Regions from separate parts of the Homo sapiens genome. Here region 1 is linked to region 2. A link is a loop called in an ENCODE intact Hi-C map of the cell type or tissue named here. Cell type or tissue: PC-3. All regions are shown on one strand.

Evidence for each region. Hi-C counts contacts between places; a loop is a spot of excess contacts. Peaks named below come from ENCODE experiments on the same cell type or tissue, not always from the same donor. Only the 100,000 strongest peaks of a DNase experiment are listed, where the experiment ranks them.
Region 1: a loop joins it to region 2, with 5 times the contacts of the local background. A loop is called at or near these places in 6 of 110 quality-filtered maps.

The regions. Positions count from the first base shown.
Region 1 is chr3:107,115,477-107,120,476 of GRCh38, forward strand. All of the region lies in intron 2 of LINC00882 (long intergenic non-protein coding RNA 882), which reads right to left. Among named protein-coding and RNA genes, the nearest start is that of LINC00882, 120 kb to the right of the region's middle. In PC-3, CTCF peaks have their summits at 2,929 (motif pointing left) and 3,136; a DNase peak (open chromatin) is centred at 2,905; H3K27ac peaks cover 399 bases.
Region 2 is chr3:105,683,636-105,688,635 of GRCh38, forward strand. It overlaps CBLB (Cbl proto-oncogene B), which reads right to left. Exons shown (of 19, transcript NM_170662.5): 14 at 1,685-1,831. Among named protein-coding and RNA genes, the nearest start is that of CBLB, 180 kb to the right of the region's middle. In PC-3, a CTCF peak has its summit at 2,873; no DNase peak of the experiment used is centred here.

The DNA.
Region 1 (5,000 bases), 1.4 Mb after region 2:
CCTACTGTCATTCAATAATGTCACTTCTCAGGCTGTGACAAATTAAGAAATATGATGCAAATATGTTTTCCAAGATTAAAACAAAAGAATGCAATTGAAAGAGTGTAGGAAAATTGGCATGTCTTCATGTCTTAAACAGAATCATAATACTGTCTGCTCAAAATCCAAAATAAAGATAAAAATGGAAATTTAGAATGGTACACTAAGATATTCAATATAAGTTGAATGTAACAGCCTACAAGTCACCAAGACTTCACCAATTCTACGACATCTAAACATCTAAGCTTAATATCAAAATAGCAAGTGACTTAATATTCAGAAAGGAACAGGCACATTTAGGCCACTTTAGTCCCTTCAGTACAAACTGAATACAGCTGTGGATAAAGAGTCTCAATTGTTTCCAGTTTCTGAGAACACATTAGGCCACTTAATATAACATCCTGGTATATTATTTGCTTTTTTTATTAGCCAAACAAGATAGACTGATTGATTGAGTCACTCACAGGTATTCATTCCTTCAACAAATATTTATTAAAGGATTATCATGTCAGACACCAGGCTAGAGGATTTTCCCACATCACTTAATTGAAATTCAACAAGTATTCTGTTATAATGAGGATTCAATGAGTTAATATTTGTACAGTGTTTAAAACAGTGTGTGGCACATAGTAAGTGCTATATGAATGTTTGTTAAATAAATTATGTTGAAGAGTCGGTTGTAATATGATCTTTGTACAAGATTTTGATTGTTCTATTTCTTGTCTCTTAAAAGTTTCTTTCTTTTTTTTTTTTTTTTTTTTTTGGAGACGAAGTCTCGTTCTGTTGCCCAGGTTGGAGTGCAGTGGCACAATCTCAGCTCACTGCAAGCTCCGCCTCCCAGGTTCACTCAATTCTCCTGCCTCGGCCTCCTGAGTAGCTGGTACCACAGGCGCCCGCCACCACGCCCGGTTAATTTGCGTGTGTGTGTGTGTGTGTGTGTGTTTAGTAGAGATGGGGTATCCCTGTGTTAGCCAGCATGGTCTTGCTCTCCTGACCTCGTGATCCGCCCGCCTTGGCCCCCCAAAGTGCTCGGATTACAGGCGCGAGCCACCGCGCCCTGCCAAAGGTTTCTATAGGCATAAAAGAACAGCAGGGTCCTAAGATACCAGCCAGGAAGCCAGGCACAGGAAACAACTAAGTCAATATATGCCCATATAAAAATCACCTGATGGTAAATTTCTCTGGAAAAATTCTATAGGACTGACATAATAGTTTTTATATCACTTTTAAAATTTTTTTTATTTTTTTTGAGACAGAGTCTAGTAATCTCACCCAGGCTGGAATGCAGTAGTATGATCTTGGCTCACTGCAACCTCCACCTCCTGGGTTCAAGCAGTTCTGGTGCCTCAGCCTCCCAAGTAGCTGGGATTACAGACGCACACAACCGCGCCCGGCTAATTTTTTGTATTTTAGTAGAGACTGGGTTTCACCATTTTGCCCAGGCTGGTCTTGAACTCCTGAGCTCAGACAATCCACCCACCTCGGCCTCCCAAAGTGCTAGAATTCCAGGCATGAGCCACCCTGCCTGACCTAAAATATTTATTTAGCATGTACTTATGAAGTAGTATACACCAGGTTCTATTCTAACTGCTTTACATATAATAACTCATCTAATTCTCAGGCTAACTCTATGATACTAGCATTACTCCACTTTATGGATGAGGAAACTGAGGCACACAGAAGCTCACTAACTTGCCAAAGTCATATAGATAATAAGTGGTAGGGCCTACATTCCTACCCAAGTACCCAAGTAGTCTGGCTCCGGAGCTCAAGTTCGTAAACACTAAGTGAACATGTCGGCATATGAAGGGGTCAGCATTTATAAGAACCCTCACAGCCTCTGTCTCCCTGAGTCAGCATTGTTCTGTGTGCATCAACTGACTTGTCGTGTAACCCCATGATCACAGATTTTACTTTATGAAAAGAGATGGTCAAAGGACACTTTTGAAATATTCCTAAACCATACAAAAAGTCTAAAAGGAAAACTGAGGTGACAGATTATAGTTCAGGACTTAAATCAGTTTCAAATTTGACATGATCATAATTAATCACTTTTGTGTTCACACGTATTTTGCAAGAAGACTTAGAATCCATCATGTACTGACAAAGAATGAAGTAAGCGTACCTAGACCCTCCTCAATTGAATAGAGGACATTCCAACTCCTTTGCCCTGGCCCCTGCCCACTGCCCTAAATTAATTCACTATAAATAAGGACATCTAAGCAAACTACAGATCACAAGGAGTAGTAACTACCAACAAACATGAAACACTACTTTTCCATACTAGATAAATTGCAACAATTGTGGTAGAATAGCTTTGAAAGTTGTATTGAATTTAGAAATCTGGCTTTAGGAAGTACAGCAGAGGAAGCCAACTTTTCTGAAATAGCCAATAATGCAGAAACACTTTAAATGGTATTGAATGCTCCCCAGTTTCCTGAGGACCAAATAGATATTTCAGCAATTTATCAAGAACAATTAATCCTAGAAAATTGCCAATAATTCCTCTGTCTCAGAAAGAACGACCCATCTGCATTCTCGCCTTCCAAGAGCATGGCAGAGTTTGTTTCTCAGTTCTTCCCACAATTCAACTCTGATAAGTGAAATAAGGAAGGAGCTAAAAAGCGTGAAGAAATTTTTCTAAAATGTTTACAACCACAGAACCTGCCAACTGCTGCTTCCCCATTAGCTGAGTATGTTTTGGGCCACTGAAGCTCGGGTGTCAGCTCCTGGCTTGACGACGATTCCGTAAACAAAGAGACTTCAATATGTTTTATGCCCAAAATGCTCAAAACAGACACAGAGGCTCACAGGCCTGATGCCTGAGCCTCCCGCAAATGCTCAGCCAAACCACTCTATCAATCACGATTATTTGGTGCCCCCCTCTGGCCTTACTGCAGCAATTTCATTTAGCTTTCCTAAGAAACTGAAAAGAATTCTGAACGAAAGTCCAGGGTGCAATCACAAAAATCTGCCTGCAAGAGAAACCTAGTTTTGTCTGCACTTATAATAATTACTCCAATTCTCAATGGCAGAGGAAAATTTGGCAGGGCTGACTGCATGTTAAAAGCATGGTGATAAGAATGTTATATCACCATAACGTTCTTAAGGTGATATAATTTTGCTTTATGTATTTTTAAACATCCCCCAAGGAGATAGAGAGCTCTATCAGTTCCTCACAGTTAAGATAACTAGGCTACCTGGGCTCTGCTCAGAAGAATAAGTCAATTTACTCTGGAGAAATAATTCTGTGAAACTCAGACAGAGTTAGAACATCATGCAGTTGAAAACTGTATCAAAAACTCAGGCTAAACAATATTACTTATTAAGGTCATATAATACATATACGAGTTATTCACTAGCTCTTACCCAAGTTCCCTGGGTAAGCAAACTACAGAGACAAGAGTTTGTGTCCAGTTCCAGAGAGCTTCCAGGCTCCCAAAATGAATTTTGTCTCCAAATCCAAGGCCTCCTTCACTGTGCGCTTCCCCCTCACTGGCTCCCCCGACCCCCTACCCCCAACCCCCACCGGGACTGAGGTGACCATGCTCCTTCTGTTGGGTCAACATTGTCTGATCTGTTTTGGGGACAGCACATACAAGACTTTCCAGCCATGTTATGAAAGGGCTAGGCAAGGGGACGAGGCACCTCACACCCACATTACTGAGAGCGAGTGGAGTAGTACAAGTGGCAGAGATAGGCCCTATGGGGTTTCCAGAGCAGCTCTGAGGGTGCTAGATCCTAACAGGGCAAGATGACAAGGGGAAGTCAAGCTGTGAAGGCAAGAGGGAGAGGAGCCAAGGAGGTTCCTGTGGGTCAGAGGAAAGTGACTGTGGAGGAAGTCTTTGTCCAGGGCTTTGGGTGTTGGCGTCAGCTCCTCACGCAGCAGGTATAAGACAGACGGAAGGCACATAGGAACATTCGTAACTCTTCTAACTCTTCTAACATCCCTAACTCTTCCTTTCTTGCCCCTTTCTTCAGAGTTTGGAAACTCAGAGACCTCCAGGATTGGAACATGCAACTGATTCTTATTTGAAAGTGGTGAAAAACAAAACTGAAAAAGTCGGTGAGGAAAAAAGATCAACTAAAATTCAGCTTTGGGATAAGGACGAATTTAGCACCTTTTCTGGAAATCTCTGAAGCAATTACATTTGTACCCAGTAAATATTCTCATTTGGAAAAAAAAAACTGCTCAAGAAAGAGAGTAATAAAAATAACCACAATGAGGGCTCTCATTAATACTGGATCTTATGGAAACCAATTGTTCAGTCCCTCAACAAAAGACCAGATGGGCAGGAAGCTAAATATACACCATGCACTAAACATTATGAGTATCATAGTTTACAAGTCAAAGGGGGCTCTATTGAAGATAGTTCTATTTTCCCTCTATATTATCTGCTAGACAATACCTGATAACATTATCCAAGTAAATGACAACTTGATAAATAGTAATTTCCAATGGTGAACAGAGGTGACATTTCCTCATTACAAAAATATTTTCTTTGGCAGATGAGATTAACTGAATAAGAAATCCACTGACACTGAAATCACAGAGCCAAATTCCCTATCACAGCACTTATCACATTGCGTTAGGGTTGTTTGTTAAATATCTTTACTTACTTTCCTATACGCTATAATATTTGCTTTTTTCTCCCCAGTGCTTTACAAGGGGCTTGACATACAACAGGCACTCAAATAATGTTTTTTTTTTAAATTTCAATTGAATGTCCCTTTTAAGGGCATTTGCTCACTGATTTAATAAGGGAACAGTAGCCTGAAAGTACAGGTTCTGATCTTTCACAGGTAGGTAAATTTTTTAAATGAATGAGGGTCTGATCTGAAAAATACTGAGGAATTTTACATCAAATGTTTTAGCGCTGTTTCATAAGAAGATAGGAATTCTGGCTCAAGTGGGTGGTTATCAGTTTCTAATCAGTGATCCCATTTTAGCACCCTCAAAG
Region 2 (5,000 bases):
AGAGCCAAAGAACCGAAAATTGTAACAACTTATATTTGATGAGAAGGAATATCTTTTGTTCTCAAATACATCACTAGCTACTTGGTTCTTCTGATACATAAAATTAGCTCCTCGTTATTTCTTTGTCTTCTCAATGATATGATTTTATCAACAGATGTCTTATCTAAACACCAGCAATAGCAAGGAGTGTTTAGGTTCTTGCTTTTAAAAAAATAAAGTCCTGCGCTGTAGACTATTAACAATTCTGGGTAATAATTCAGCAGAATGTTGATAATTCTAACCAGGGTCACTTATTAAGACAGACATCTGCTTAAAATGAAAATGTGCTTCTCTTTCCAAGTGCTGCATTTCCTACCTCAGTGAGATGCCTGAAGAAACACATTAAAACATTTTTTAGTTTTTCATTGGAAAAGAAGGGAACACTGTACTTATAAAATGTTTTCAGTTGATTGACTTGACCTCAAAAGGAAATGGCACACTAAGTAAAGATGGCACAGATGACTGAAGTAATTGCCATCTCCCCTATCCCTCAGTCAGTCATGGAGAGATGCTGGAATGTAGGGCCACCAGCAGTACTTGAGCCCTATTCTATGTGCCAAGCATGGCCCCAGGAATGTTATACAAAGGAAACCAGAACTCAGAAAGTAAGTTTTGTAGCTGGGAGTACTGAGTACCTCATATATTTCAGTCAGGTAAAACAAACAAACCCAGAAATAATAGATTTCAGTTTATAAATTCAATAATATAAATGCAGACTCATGCCTTTACTTAAAGATAAAGTAATATTTCAATACAAACAACCCATTATTAATAACTCTTATTTACCTCGATGGAGCTTCCAAGTCAAAGACCAAGGCTATCCCCATGTAAGTGAGAATAAGCCACAAAAGTAAGGAAAAAACCCCCATTATTCCACACATTCTTTTTTTTTTTTTGAGATGGTGTCTCGCTCTGTCACCCAGGCTGGAGTGCAGTGGCACAATCTCGGCTCACTGCAACCTCCGCCTCCCGGGTTCAAGCGATTCTCCTGCCTCAGCCTCCTGAGTAGCTGGGATTACAGGCGCCCACCACCACACCCGGCTCATTTTTGTATTTTTAGTAGAGACAGGGTTTCACCATGTTGGTCAGGCTGGTTTCAAACTCCTGACCTCATGATCTGCCCGCCTCAGCCTCCCAAAGTGCTAGGATTACAGGCGTGAGCCACCACGCCTGGCCTATTCCTCACATTCTTATTTGATCTAAAGGAAGGTAAATAGCACTTGATAGAAAAACAAAAAGTTAAGAGAAACACCTTGGTATTTTTTTCCCACTTCTTCAAAATCTGAATAGAAGTAGGTAGCAAGTACATCAAGAAGGAAAATGAATTTAAATTATACTAGTATGTACATCATGAAGAAAAATTCTAAGGAAGGTCAGAATAATACCTTAGTTTCTGAGCACTAATTTTTCTTCATGAGATAGGTGTTTAGAACTGATAAAATAAAGTGACTTCCTGATTAATGAGAAATCTGCATCTTTTAGTTTTCTTTAAAAGTAATGCTGGAAATGGTATAATAGGAAGAGAAGGATTTGAGCTGGAAATTAAGGATTTTTAATTAGACGTGAATCAATTGTTTAAAAACAAACATTACAAATGATAATGCTTATGCAGATGTAAGTGGCAAAAATCTGCCCATACTCTTACCGAACAGGAGGTTTTACATTATGACAATGAGATGGTTGTGAATTCAGGGAAACAGGGTGGGATGAAGGAATCTTGTATTCATCATCATCTTCCTCTACTGGGTCTCTTGTTTTCTCTGAAAGAGAATTTGCTAACGGACCAGTACACCTACCAGGGGAAAAAAAATCCAATCTAGTTTAAGCATAATATTCAAAACAGGCAAGTCTGATGTGACATATTCAAGTCAAAGAAGCTACTTTATCACTTATGTTCATTTTTCAATTACAGGGTATCATCAGAGAAGCTGTTCTTATATCAAATACAAATGAAAACAATTTTCAATCTTTTGTTAAGACCCTTGATGGGATAAAAGAATTTTCATCCTCACAATTTTAAATGGCACAATAGGAAAAACTAGTAACCTGTCGAATAAAATAAAAAGATGTTGGATTTGTAAGACAAAATGTACAAATTTATTCAAACCAAATCTATTAAAATATTAATATTTTGTTCCAATTTAAATTAAATGGGTAAAATATGATGCTACAATAATAAGCATGGTTGTTTTATATATTAAAGAAGTCTTTATAGAATGGTCAAACTTTTTGTCTCCTGTGAATATTATCTATAGTTGGAAAAATATCCAGTTTAATTCTGTAAAACTTAACTATCCTGTGAAATTATAGTTGAAGTTGTTAGGTTTTTCTTCCTACCAACAACTGAGAGCTAGAAATGAATGGAATGATTAGATGTAGATAATGAGAGAACTTATTTTTAAGTCTTTGAAGTACATTATTTTTATGGTTTAAATTCCCTGGCTAAATAAAAGAGAATTAAAATGAGTAAAACCATCACCTAATATCAAAAACATTAAGCATTTCACTTATCCATAAGAGTAAATAAACCAAATAAAACAAACCCAAACAAATGGGCAAACATAAACAATGTTTTTCGTAACTGTTGCTACCAGAGTTTAATCTAACCCTGGCTGAAGCCAATGAAAAATGCCAAGGCAGAAATGCACAAACTCATCCTGATTCACTTTAGGACGACCAACTAGTTTGCAAGGCATTGGGAATACACACATGGATCCAAATCTTTTTGTTAATCATCATGAACCTCATGAGAAATCTGTTCAATTTAAAAAGGAAGGAAAAAAAAAAAACAAAAAAACTAAGTGACTGCAATTTTGCAGCACCTTCTATAGAGGGAGCAAGAGGCCTTTGGTATATTAAACAAACATGCCTGAATTAACATTCATTTTTATTTCTTTTTATTAGTTAGAACAGAAACAATTTTAGGGGCTTTTCTTTGTGACCATTACAAGAAGGCATTTTGAAAAATCTAAAGATTTAAGTTTCAACCATATTATCTAAGTCATTAGATAGGACATTCAAAGATCAAAGAAAAACTAAGATTTTTCAAGTGTATGTTTATTGATACCTATCTTTGAAAAAAATTTCAATACTGATCTTTAAATTCTTGTTGTTTGAGCAACTTTAGAATTCACATGAGCGTTACAGGGAGACAAAAGCACAGAGACAAAAGCATAGTGACAAAAGGTCCAGTGTCACTACCTACAGCACAAGCTAAGGGCCTTAATAATAATCTATTATTACACCTATTATGGTTTAACTTTGGAGGATTTACTTTCCAATTAAAGGAAGTTAAGTATATGGGCTGCAAAATGGTGATCTGATGGCACTGGAACTGGGAGAGACTTATAATATTACTTTTCCATAAATTCCTGTAAACACAGCCATCAATTTAGCTAAGTCAAGGACCAGAATGGGTTCTATTACCAAATGAAATGAGAAATATATACTGTACATCCTCTCTATGCCTAAGATACTTTCATTTATAATGAATCCCTTTCTATGCAATTCAAGCATACACTATGTAAAAAGAAAACAGTATTTTTCACTAAACATTCAACAACTATTCAATATCAGAAATGTTCTAAGATCTGCCTGTTGCAGGTTCCCTCCAAAGATTTAAGTTTCCAAAGAAGCAGTTCATTATGAGTCAACAATGGACCATTTTTTAAATCACATACGTTGTGGCTAATTTGATATTTTACCTTCATTGATAGAGAATTTCTCGAGTAATTTCCCCCACTCTTTTGCTTTGCCACAAATCAGTAGATTATTTCAGAATGAAGTGAAAAGCAAAGCTCATCTAATACTTCATGGAATAATAAGGCTTATTGCTAAAACTTACTAGTATAAATTGTCAACTTACACAGATTTTAGAGAATTATATCTAGAAGTGAAAAAATAGTTTTCAAGTGGTGTTTGTATCTAAATATGAAAAAAATACTTAGGTGTTCCATTTATCACCATTTTAATAAAGTTCTAAAGATTCAGATTTTATTTTTCTGCTTATGTTTTTTAATGAAAATGTTTAATATCAGTATAATAGTCTATTTGGATTAGAAATAAACCAAAAGAATAACATTACAGTGTATTTTATTCAAGATTACATAGTTTTTATTAAAAATTAATCTTATCCAGTTCTGAAAAAAAAAACTGGTTTCTATCAAAAAAAATAACAGAAGAGGATGGTACAAATGAGATAAAGAAGTTGTATATAAAATAGCAAAATAAAAAACTAGAGTCATGTAACTAATTATACCATCTGGAATTACATGTGGGGTTTTATTTTCCTCTACAAACTCATTCAAAAAACAGGTTTAATTTTACTTACTACTAAATAACAGGTAAAATAATTAGATTTATATTTAGTCATTATCTATCCATGTATGTGACATTTGGCAGTAGAAAAAATTTCTATCTTATGGGGCATGGGACAATTTTCAGTCATTGACTAAACTTACGGGAAATTTTTAGGATACCAGAGGAATAAAGCTGAACAAATTGTATTTGGCTGACTCCACATTAAAGCCTACCATTACACTTATTACTGCAATCCCTTTATATTCTCATCTTACATTCCCGGAGTGTTCTGCACTGATGCTGTTATTACTGAGTTAATACACTGGTAATACATAGGGACATACACTCTCAAAGATGCATAGTCACCACCCCCCCCACAACCTGGACATTTTATTAAATTCATTGTGTTAGTTATTTGAGCCTTCAGTGATAAATACATTCATCTTCTACATATGCACACTTGAAACAAACCAAGAAACAAGTGAATTTTCACGCCAGCACAGGAGATAGTATCCAATGCTATGCTTAATTAGTAAGCTTGTTTTCTACATATAAGAATCTATCTTCCTTTAATAGTATCTGAAGGCAAGTAACGAAAAAATATCTTCTGTTAAAATAGAATCTTTAGAGCTTGCCCTATACATTACACCATATTTCTTATA